Regions from separate parts of the Mus musculus genome. Here region 2 is linked to region 1. A link is a contact called in ENCODE POLR2A ChIA-PET data. All regions are on one chromosome and are shown on one strand. Each heading gives the region's core, a stretch centred on a gene start or an enhancer-like site at or near the end of the contact. The rest is flanking DNA. Distances are from core to core; before and after follow the strand shown. Region 1 holds the start of Lctl (lactase-like). Region 2 holds the start of Rpl4 (ribosomal protein L4).

Region 1 (5,733 bases), core at 654-3,153:
TCTCTGGACACCAACCAGAGGGAGGGCCTGAAGGACTGCAGTCAATGGGGTGGAGTGGACCTGAAGGCTAGAGGTCATGTCTAGGAGGGACTACCTCAAAACAGCTGTTTTGGGCTAGAGGAATATCTCTGTGGTTAAGAGCACTGGCTGCTTTTCCAGAGGACCTGGGATCAATTCCCAACACCCACATGGCAGCTAACAACTGTCTATAACTCAATTTCTAAGGTATCTGACATCCTCACATAGACATACATGCAGGCAAAACACCAATGCATGTAAAACATAAACCATTGCTGGGCGTGGTGGCACACACCTTTAATCCCAGCACTTGGGAGGCAGAGGCAGGTGGAGCTCTGAGTTCGAGGCCAGCTTGGTCTACAAACTGAGTTCCAGGACAGCCAAGGCTACACAGAGAAACCCTGTCTCGAAAAACCAAAAAAACAAAATAAAACAAAACAAAACAAACATAAACCATTAAAAAACGATTTAATAAAAGCAGAGCTGAGGGGGAGGGTATAGGGAACTTTTGGGATAGCGTTTGAAACGTAAATGAAGAAAATATCTAATAAAAACTTGTTTTTGGAAAAAAAAAAAGAAGAAGAAGGCAAAGCTGTTGCAACTCCCTCACTCAGACACTAGAACTAAATAAAGCAATCTGTGAAGGTTGTGGTTGTCCACCCAGTCAGTGTCTCAGTGACGTGTTGGTGAGACAGAACACCTAAGGGGGGCGGGAAGGAGCAGGAAGTGGCTGGCCTCGGGCATCTGCAGTCAGGAAGCAGAGATGGGATGGTGTTGCCCACATTCACTTCGGGTCTTCTGACACTGACCCTATATAGGTAATTCCTAACAGACACAGCCAAAGATTAGTCTCCATGTTGACTCTAAGAACTATCAAGTTGACAAGATTAACTAATCCACAGTGTTAGCCACTTTTTAAGTTTTTCGAGACAGGGTTTCTCTGTGTAGCCCTGGCTGTCCTGGAACTCACTCAGTAGACCAGGCTGGCCTCGAACTCAGAAATCCGCCTGCCTCTGCCTCCCAAGTGCTGGGATTAAAGGTGTGCACCACCACTGCCTGCCAGTGTTAGCCATTTTTATGGCAATTGTAAAATTCCGTTTTGCCCCACACTGTTGAGTGTTGACTTCTCTGACTCTAGGGATCTTGGGTGGAGGGGCAGGCATACCTCTGTACCCCAGGGGAGCAGGGCTCTGAGAGGAGGCAGGGACAAGTTCACTGGTAACATGGAATTGCAGGCTGGAGGGCTGGGGATAGGCAGCTCTAGGGACTTCCCGAAGGTGGAGGAGGTGGCCTAGGGAACACTTGGAGAATGGATAGAAAAAGCCCAACCACAATGGGGGAAGGCCTGAGGCTGAGAGAGACGCATTCGGGGAGGCAAAGGAGGCTTCAGGCTGAGTGGATTATCAGGAGGGGAGGCGCCTCTGATGGAGGCTCTTTGCTAACAGAGCTGCTTTGGGATGGAACCAGGTGGGAGAATTGACTCACACAGTTTCACAGATAGCAATGGCAGAATGAGAAGCTGAGGAAAAGATGAGAAATCTGAGGAGAGGAGGCTTATGTGGAAAACCCAACATCACCTTCTTGAGAGATCCCCCCCCCCCCCCGTGGCAGCAAGAAAGGTACACTGAAACATTATCACCCCAAGTCCCAAGTGGTCCCAAGTCCACACCCCCTCCTCAGGATGCCCAGGACTGTGCTGAAGGTTACATGTGAGGCCCAGAGGGAGCTGGGAGGACGAGGTCACCTCCCCCGATGCCGCCCTTCTTCCTTGGGAAGGAGCCAGCTGGATGCCCAGGCCCAGTGCCAGGCTACTGCTGACTCCATTGCTTTTGGTCAGCTCAGCATTCTGGCCTGTGCCCTCCCTGTGGAATTACTGAGACTCTTTGTTGGTGTCAGGCCACAGATCACACCCCTGACTAGAGGATTCCATGCCTGTAGGTTCTGCTTTGGTGGGGAGTGTGGGGCCCAGGAGTCATTCAGAGAGACTGGTAACTGACAACAGTGGCCCTGGGGGTGTCGAGGGCTGAACACCATCTTGGGTAAGCTGGTGGGCTTAATCAGAAAGGGGTTCCCAGTGGGAAGAGATCTCTTTCTGACAGCTAAGGACAGAGGGCCCTAGATAGGGAGAGCACCCCATACAGGCTACACAGTTGGGAGGTAAGAGGCTGAGGGGTGCTCTAGGTTTTGGGGTTCCCCCAGCAGACTGGCACTTTCTGAGGCAGAAGTAGGTTCCCCACTAGATAGGAGCTACTTGAGAGGTGTGGGCTGCATCATTCCAACACACCATGATCAGAATGGGAACCAGTTTGAAGTTGGGCCCATTGGCTCAGCTTCTGCACATTGTTTAATGCAGGGTCCCACACACAGCTGCTGTGTGCCCAAGCAAGCCGCTCTGTGGCCCCTTTCCTTTCCCTCCTGGCCTGTGTCCCTGAGCTGACAGGGGCTCTTAGGCATGGAGGAAGGTGAGGTGTCATGAAGCCAGTGTGGGTCATCATCCTTGGGTGGATCCTGCTGGTGCCCAGGGTAGGGACTGCCTGGAGAGGACCCCCAGAAGAGGCATCCTTCTACTATGGAACCTTTCCACCCGGTATGTCCATTCCTCCACTATTCTGTCCTTAGACTGTCTGTCTGTCTATCCATTTGTCAGTCTCTATTGGTCTTCCTACCTTGGCTGACTTGCCAAGGAATTGGAATTGGATGCTCTGGCTTCCTGTCTCATAGGATGGGGAAAACATCCACGTGAATGTTCTAGAAGGAAATTCCCTGGTAGAAAGATGGAAGTCCAGGGTGGGAGGATTGTCTGTCCATCCCTGTGTCTGTGCAATGCTGAGAATCCAACTTAAAGTCTTGGCCATGCTAGGCAAGTACTTTGGTATTGAGCTATATCCCCAACCCAGAAACTTTTTAAAAGTTACTAGAATTAGAATTCATCAGTTAAGAATGTTTATTTTAGGACTGGAGAGATGGCTTAGCACTTAAGAGCACTGACAGCTCTTCTGAAGGTCCTGAGTTCAAATCCCAGCACATGGTGGCTCACAACCATGGTGGAGATCTGATACCCTCTTCTGGTGTGTCTGAAGACAGCTACAGAGTACTTACATATAACAATAAATCTTTTTTAAAAATGCTTACTGCTCCTATACAGGCGTGGGGTTCAGTTCCCAGCACCCACATCCATCTGGTAACTCATAACTGCCTGGATTTCCAACTCCACGGGATCCTCTTCTGGCCTCTTCAGACACCTGTATTCACCAGCCGTCCTACCCAACACCCCCCACAAATTGATAAAAAATAAAAATCTAAAGCAAGCTATTAATATCTACAGACAATGGATGCTAATTAGAGCTGTAATTGCACACAAAAATGTTTTTAATTCTGTATCTTCCCTCTCCCTGTCCCCTACATTCCTATTCCAGGGAGCTGGGGCAGGGCACCCTGAGCCTGGCCACCATAGAGTTCCCAATGTAGGTGAAGTTGGAGTGGTGGTCCAGGGCCTGGTGTGGGATCTCTCTCTACAGGCTTCTCCTGGGGCGTGGGCAGTTCTGCCTACCAGACAGAAGGTGCATGGGACGAGGATGGGAAAGGGCCCAGCATCTGGGATGCCTTCACACATGGCAGAAAGGAACAGGTGCTAGGAGGTGACACAGCAGACACAGCCTGTGACAGCTACTATAAAGTTCAGGTGCGTGAAGGGGGTTGTGTGTGCCATCCTGCCTGAGAGGTGGTGAGTGGCATATGGGGGCATCTCACTGACAATATCAACCTGATGTTCTGCTAAACAAACTGTACCCAGCACAGCCCAAGAGAGCGCGAGGCAGTGGTGGATGAGGCTGGGAGTGCCAGGGTGTAGGAAGAGGAAAAATGAGAAGGGCCAGCAACCAGGTGCCAAAACAACAACAACAACAACAACAACAACAACAACAAACAGTGACTTGGCCCCAAAACCTGCAGGAGGGCATGGGGCAGCTCACTCTCAGATCCCCTGTTCTCCTTCAAGTTTACAGACAATCTTGCATGGACTTCTGTATGTGATCACATTGCCCAGTGTGGAGCCGGAACTCATAGTATCGTCATTTTAGAGGACATCCTTGAGGCCCCCAAGACTTGTCTCCTGCTCCCTCATAGCCCAGGTGACCTATCCCTGCTTCCCCACCCTATCTATACAGGAGGACATTGCCCTGCTGAAGGAACTACAAGTCAGCCACTACCGATTTTCCCTGTCTTGGCCGCGGCTCCTGCCCACGGGGGTCAGAGGTGAGTGATAACAGTCCCTCCCCAGGCTCTGTGGGGATCAGTGTCAGGCAAGGGTGACCAGCCCAGGAGCATGGGCTCAGCAGGTAACTGAGCTCCAGGTATATCGATGGCATTCTTCTATGGCTCAGGACACTGGGCTATGGTTGCTTCAGCCTGCAGAAGGCCAGGAGACCCAAGAATGTTGTGCCCCAGAGGAAAGCCCTGAGTTCTGTTTCACTTACAGCTGAACAGGTGAACAAGAGAGGAATCAAATTCTACAGCGATTTCATTGACGCTCTCCTGAAGAGCAACATCACCCCCGTTGTGACCTTGCACCACTGGGACCTACCACAGGTGAGGCCTTGGTTCAGCAGGAGGGAGCCTGGTGTGAGGACTAACAGTGTCCAAAAAAACGGCCAGAGCCTAGAGTCTGACTCTGGTCAGAAAGATGTGGTGAGTGGTTGTCTTAACTTATTTGTGCTGCTCTGACAGAATGCCACAGCCTGGTGAAGTTAAAATCATTATTAGCTTGTCTTAGTTCTAGGGACTGGCCTGTGCTTCCAAAATGGTGTCTTGAACACTGCGTCCTCTAGGGGGCGCTGTGTCCCCACGAGGCAGAGGCAGAAGGGAGAAAGGCATGAACTAGCTATGTCGGTTTTTTTTACTGGATCCTGTTCGTGTGGAGGGTTCATAACATCCATGGGGCTGGAGAGATGGCTCATTGGACCGTCTTCAGCACTCACATAAAAAGCCAGGCATGGCGGGTAGGATGTGCCTGTAATCCTAGCATTTGGTGAGATGGCCATCCAACGTAGCAGAATCAAATCCCTGAGTTTCCGTCTCAAAAATAATCTGGAGAGTAATTAAAATACCTGAAGTTGCCGGGCGGTGGTGGCGCACGCCTTTAATCCCAGCACTTGGGAGGCAGAGACAGGAGGATTTCTGAGTTCAAGGCCAGCCTGGTCTACAAAGTGAGTTCCAGAACAGCCAGGACTACACAGAGAAACCCTGTCTCGAAAAAAAACAACAACAAAACAAAAAAACTCAAAACCTGAAGTTGATTCAGCCCCCACTCTCGGTACATAGACACTTACAAAGCATTATCTGGGAGGCTATGCTGCTTGTAGTAAATGAAGAGTGGGATCCTAATGTTTCCCAGAACATTCGGCATAAGGAAAAAAATAGTCCTGTGTCTATGTATGCTGTTGGGTACTGAACCCAGGACCCTGTACTTGCTAGGCAAGCCCTCTACCCCTGAGCTAAAGAAGCGTAAACGCGTTTGGACTCAGGTTTGGTGACACAGTGTATTCCCCCAGTTTTTTTCATTTCCTTTGTTTGAGGCAGAACCTCTTGCCCTCGTCCATAGCCACCATGCCCAGCCATATACCAGAATGCTTCAGAAAATCGCTGTCAACATTCAGGCAGTTTTCCTTCCTTCACCTGGGCCCCACAGAGGTCACAGCCAAGCCATTGGTATAACAG
Region 2 (5,114 bases), core at 1,269-3,768, 56 kb after region 1:
TCTTGAATGAATGTAGAGTAAACTACCAGTTATAGGGTACTGAGAACTCTGAGAGGACAGGAACTGTGAATCACTTGTAACATTTCAGAGACATGATTATGGCCCAAAACAGAACACTGGAGATGGGCAAGAACGAGACTTGTCTAGCATGCACAAGACCCCCACCTCTGATCCTCAGCGAAGAATTAAAACAACAGAAGTGGCTGGGAGTCTGGGAAAGATGAAAAGAAAGAAGCTGGCTGGTCTTTTAAGTTTAGGACTCTTAACTTGAAGAATTCTGGAGTTAAATGCCACATCGGCAAGAATGGTAATTTCTTCCTAGGTTTGTGGTGAAGCCCTGGAGATCACCAAGAAACTTCAGTAGGCACGGAGAGGGATACAGTAAGTGAAAACTTCTAGAGTTTATGCATGGAAAGATGAAAACATCCAGGAAAGAATTAGTAAGCATAAAGGATCTAAATAAATTTGTATCAATGGAGGTGATAAAACAGACATAAAACAACCATAGAAGCTGAGAACATAACTCGGGAATAACAGTGCTTGCCTAAAATGTGTGAAGCCATTTCCAGAACCTCAAAAGCTGGGCATAATGGTACATGCCTGTAAGGACAGCACATTGGACACCGGGCCACGATGTTTACAAGTCCAAACTCAGAGATCTTGGGTTTAAAACAATAAAGTACTTAACACCATGGCAAAATACCACAACAGTTAAAAACAACTCAAGTTCCTGAGCTCAAAGACATTAGCTTCTTTAAAAACATCAGTTTTGTTGGGCGTGGTGGCTCATGCTTTTATTCGTAGCACTAGGGAGGCAGAGGCAGGTGAATTTCTGAGTTCAAGGCCAGCCTGGTCTACAGAGTGAGTTCCAGGACAACCAGTGCTACACAGAGAAACCCTGTCTCAAAAAAAAAAAAAACAAAAAAAAACAAACACAACACAACAACAAAAACCCAACCACTAAAACCCACTAGTTTTAGCTGGGCAGTGGTGGCTCCCGCCTTTGACCCCCAGCACTCTGAGGGCTGAGGCGGCCGGATCTCTGAGTTCCAGGCCAGCCTACTCTACAGATTGAGTTCCAAGACAGACAGGGTTACACAGAGACACTATTTTTTTTTTTTTTTTTTTTTTTTTTGATTTTTCGAGACAGGGTTTCTCTGTATAGCTCTGGCTGTCCTGGAACTCACTCTCTAGACCAGGCTGGCCTCGAACTTCGCCTGCCTCTGCCTCCCGAGTGCTGGGATTAAAGGCGTGCGCCACCACGCCGGGCTCTGAAACTATCTTAAAAAACAAAAGCACATTAGTTCTTTTCCTGTAGTAGTGAAAAATTATTACTGCTTTTGTAAACAGGAGGGGCAATAATGGCAGTTAAAAATGATAGCATTTAGAGACTAATGGGCTATACCCAACTAGCAACACCTTGCACCTAGAATTAAAGTTTTTTGTCTTCACATCAGGCCTACGAAATCAAAAATCTCAGAGGCTGAGCCAGTCAATGTATATTTTGGCAACCCTGTGGGTGATTCTGATGTGAGTCGCTGACTTAGATTTTCACACAGGATGTAGAAGTTGACAGAATTTCACTGAGGGAACACAGTGAATTTGTGGCACGGCTCACGCCTCTCATCTCGGCATCAGGAGGCTGCCGAGGAGGGTCGATGCGGATTCTGTCCGTTTCTGAGCTTGAGGCCCGATGACATCTAGCTCTCTGTGTCCCAGGAGCCTCTACTTAGAAGCGTGTACATCAGTCCAATCCGTACACTGCTTTGCCATCTTGCCTCCCTTGGGTAAGCTCGGGTGTTTTCTCCGGAGGCCGGCAGTAGCCTAGGCCTCCGCAGAGCCCTGGCTGCCTCTCACATCCCAGGTCCAGGAAAGCCGGCAGCCAGCTGTGGCAAACACCACCGGCAGGGGAGGGACAAGTACCATCCCATTCCCCAACCACAACTCACTGCCGGAGACGAGCATAAAACTCCTCCGCCGCGCGGTTCATTCGCGACCACATACCGCCGTGGCCTCCGTCCATTGCTAAGAAGTTAAACTGAACTGCGCGCCCAGACAATGACGTCAGAGGCCATGACCCCGCCCCGCCGGAACTACTTCACGCTTTAAGTTCGGTTTGTACTCAACGCTAACACATTGCTTTAATTTAGTAGAGCATCCCCTCAATTTACTATTCCAAAAGTCTCCCATTTCTGTTAGGGGGGAAAAAATGGACTAAAAGAGATGTTATGATGAGGGTGGGCGGGATGAGGAGAAAGATAATTCTCGCGAGAGTTGTGACGAGTTACGAATTATTCCGCGAAAAAGAGTCCCTCCTTTCTAATCACTCTTTTTAACTTTAAAAAAAATGAATACATAATTTTAACACACGTCACGCAATAATATTACCTTTTGAAATTTTTACATGTAGCAGAAAGATAGATCGTGTCTCTAATTTGATTTTGATAAGGGGCAGGATGCGGAAGACGAGTGGAAGGATATATAGAGTACAAGTGACAAGTCTTTCCTTTTCCTGTGGGAGCAGCCGGGTAGAGAGGAGCGTGGCCTTCTCCTCTCCCCGTCATGGTGAGTGGAGGTCTTCTACACTGGGCTTCCCCCTGGTCTGGGGGGCGGCTATAGAGGAGGGCGAAGGTTCAGAACATGGAATCTGCAGAGAGGAGACGAGGGAAAGGAAACCTAGCACCTTTTCTGGCCGGAGCTGAGTTGTGGGCGCTGAGGCAGCCATCTTAGAGGCAACGTGGGCAACAGCGCCAGGTGGATGGTAGAGGAACCTTTGGGATCTTAGCTTTTCTTAGTTCTAAGCTTTGCTTAGTTCTAAGCAGGGTTGCTGGAAGCCGAGCGTTTTGATGCCAGAGACTTGTCAGGGGTTCGAGATCGTCCGATGACAACTCCGCACAGGCCGTGGCGGGTCATGTGCTTTCAGTCCGGAGAAATTGTCTTCAAAGAAAAGGGCTGAAGGATATCTGAATTTATGCTTTCCAGGAAGATTGCCTTCACCTCTTTAAGACAATTTCTGGAAATGCATGTCTTCGTTACTTTATATGATGTAATCTAGACCTTTGAATCTTAAGCGAGTTTTCAGTAGTAATTAGTATATTGTTTTACCACGAATGTTTATCTGTAGATGGATTAAGGTTGTTCTGACCACAGTAATTTGGAGACTGTTAGATTCATCGTTAAACCGACTAGATAGGTTGTCCTATTGTGAGACGACTTAAAGGGGGGTATAGTAGAAGAGATGGTATAGTATCTGGAAGGGCACATGGGAAATAGGTCAGACCTAAGTGCTGGTGGAATCCTCAGTTAAGAGTCTTTCAGAGTATCAAAACGTTTCTGAATTTGAAGGGGTCTGGAACATTGGATAAATGAGCAGGCCAGCTTTGCTGAAGTTGGTGAGGGTAGAATTAATTTAACATGTCCTCATTAAACAGTATCTATGAACAGTTTTTATAATGTTGCTTCCAAGTTTGTTTCTCATTAAAATTGATAGATTTTCAGGTTGTCCTTTTGCTGTAAAACTATTGAAATGATAAACCCAGTGGTGGTTTACTGTGTTGCTTGAATTTGGGGTCTCCTGCAAAGCAATACTTGCCTCAAACTGATTCCACAGATTGGCCTGTATATGGCCTCAAATATTGGGACTTTTACTTCTGTATTTACATATTTGTCTCCAGATATCAAGCTCTTGACATTTAATTATGGGATGAATGTGTCTCCAATGTTGTCAATATAAGTACTCTTGATTATTTTTAAGTGAATCCATTATTATTATTATAACATTATATGGTTTTATTGGCATTGTATTTCCTGTCTCACACAGTTAACACCTGCCTTCCTAGTCCCCAGGGAGTCATATCTGTTTGCAAGTACTAATAATGTGGGCTTTAAAATCTAGGTTTCAAATACAGGAGATGGTACTTCCTCTGTTTTAGTTACTTTTTTTATTCCTTCCAAGGCTTGTGCCCGTCCCCTCATATCGGTGTACTCCGAAAAGGGAGAGTCATCTGGCAAGAATGTCACTTTGCCAGCTGTGTTCAAAGCTCCCATTCGACCAGATATTGTGAACTTCGTTCACACCAACTTGAGGAAAAACAACAGACAGCCCTATGCCGTCAGTGAATTGGCAGGTATGGATTTGCATTCGTCATCATGGTTATATACTTTCCAGGGCTCCTTTGCAGTAAATGATGAGATTCCATTGGTCCGTGTTTCTGAACTACATGATTTTCCTTGGCTATTCTGATACTGCCTTTATCATGCATTAGTTTTAAGTCATGGGTTTGTTATGAGTTAGTTCCTAAACCTTTTGTTCTTCCCAATTTTAGGTCATCAGACCAGTGCTGAGTCTTGGGGTACTGGCAGAGCTGTGGCTCGAATTCCAAGAGTTCGAGGTGGTGGGACCCACCGATCTGGCCAGGGTGCCTTTGGAAATGTATCCTTGATTAGTGCTCTTGGCAACTGACCAACTGGACTTAGGCTAATTAATATTTGAATCATGTTTAAACATACTAGAGTCTCTCTAGACAAAAATCTGGAGATGTTTGGCTGGGAACTTGCAGTGATGTCGTAATTTGCGTCTTACTCTGTTCACAGCGACAGTTGCCTGCTGTCAGTATGCTGGTTCAGAAGGTTGACGAACATTGTTACTGAGCAAGTAGTAATCTTGTTAATTTTCTAAATTTGAAAAAGATGTTAATTCTTGACAAAGAAAACAGATGTGTCGTGGGGGACGCATGTTTGCACCAACCAAAACCTGGCGTCGTTGGCACCGCAGAGTGAATACAACCCAAAAACGATATGCCATCTGTTCTGCCCTGGCTGCCTCGGCCTTACCAGCTTTGGTGATGTCTAAAGGTCTGATGCTTTGATATGTGACATTTAGTTTTAACTTGTACCTAAGTAAATTGCTTTCATGAATTCTGTTTCTCTCTGCCTGCTAAAGTCACTTATGCTTACATCAACATAGTAGGCTCTTATCACATTCTTATAATGTTCTTGACTGTCAAAATGATGAAATTCCACTTAATGGTCCGTGTTTCTGAAACGCATGATATTAGTGGAAATTCTGATTTGGCGCAAATTGCATGATGGTTTATTTTGAGGTGTGGTGCAAA

Evidence for each region. ChIA-PET counts read pairs that join two places held with the same protein, here RNA polymerase II (POLR2A).
Region 2: POLR2A ChIA-PET joins it to region 1 with 27 read pairs in Patski. The contact joins the promoter of Rpl4 here to the promoter of Lctl in region 1. POLR2A ChIA-PET finds 5 or more read pairs at or near these places in 3 of 5 experiments (Patski and embryonic stem cell).

Annotation. Positions count from the first base shown.
Region 1 is chr9:64,115,244-64,120,976 of GRCm38, forward strand. It overlaps Lctl (lactase-like), which reads left to right and starts at 1,904. Exons shown (of 14, transcript NM_145835.2): 1 at 1,904-2,057; 2 at 2,372-2,605; 3 at 3,537-3,700; 4 at 4,185-4,272; 5 at 4,496-4,605. The coding sequence starts at 2,491.
Region 2 is chr9:64,170,869-64,175,982 of GRCm38, forward strand. Rpl4 (ribosomal protein L4) reads left to right here and starts at 2,519. Exons shown (of 10, transcript NM_024212.4): 1 at 2,519-2,565; 2 at 3,956-4,127; 3 at 4,326-4,432; 4 at 4,716-4,854. The coding sequence starts at 2,563. Zwilch (zwilch kinetochore protein) reads right to left here and starts at 2,063. Exons shown (of 19, transcript NM_026507.4): 1 at 1,950-2,063. The coding sequence starts at 2,023. Gm23344 (a small nucleolar RNA gene) reads left to right here and starts at 4,180; the gene lies at 4,180-4,247. Snord16a (small nucleolar RNA, C/D box 16A) reads left to right here and starts at 4,564; the gene lies at 4,564-4,654. It also overlaps Gm22571.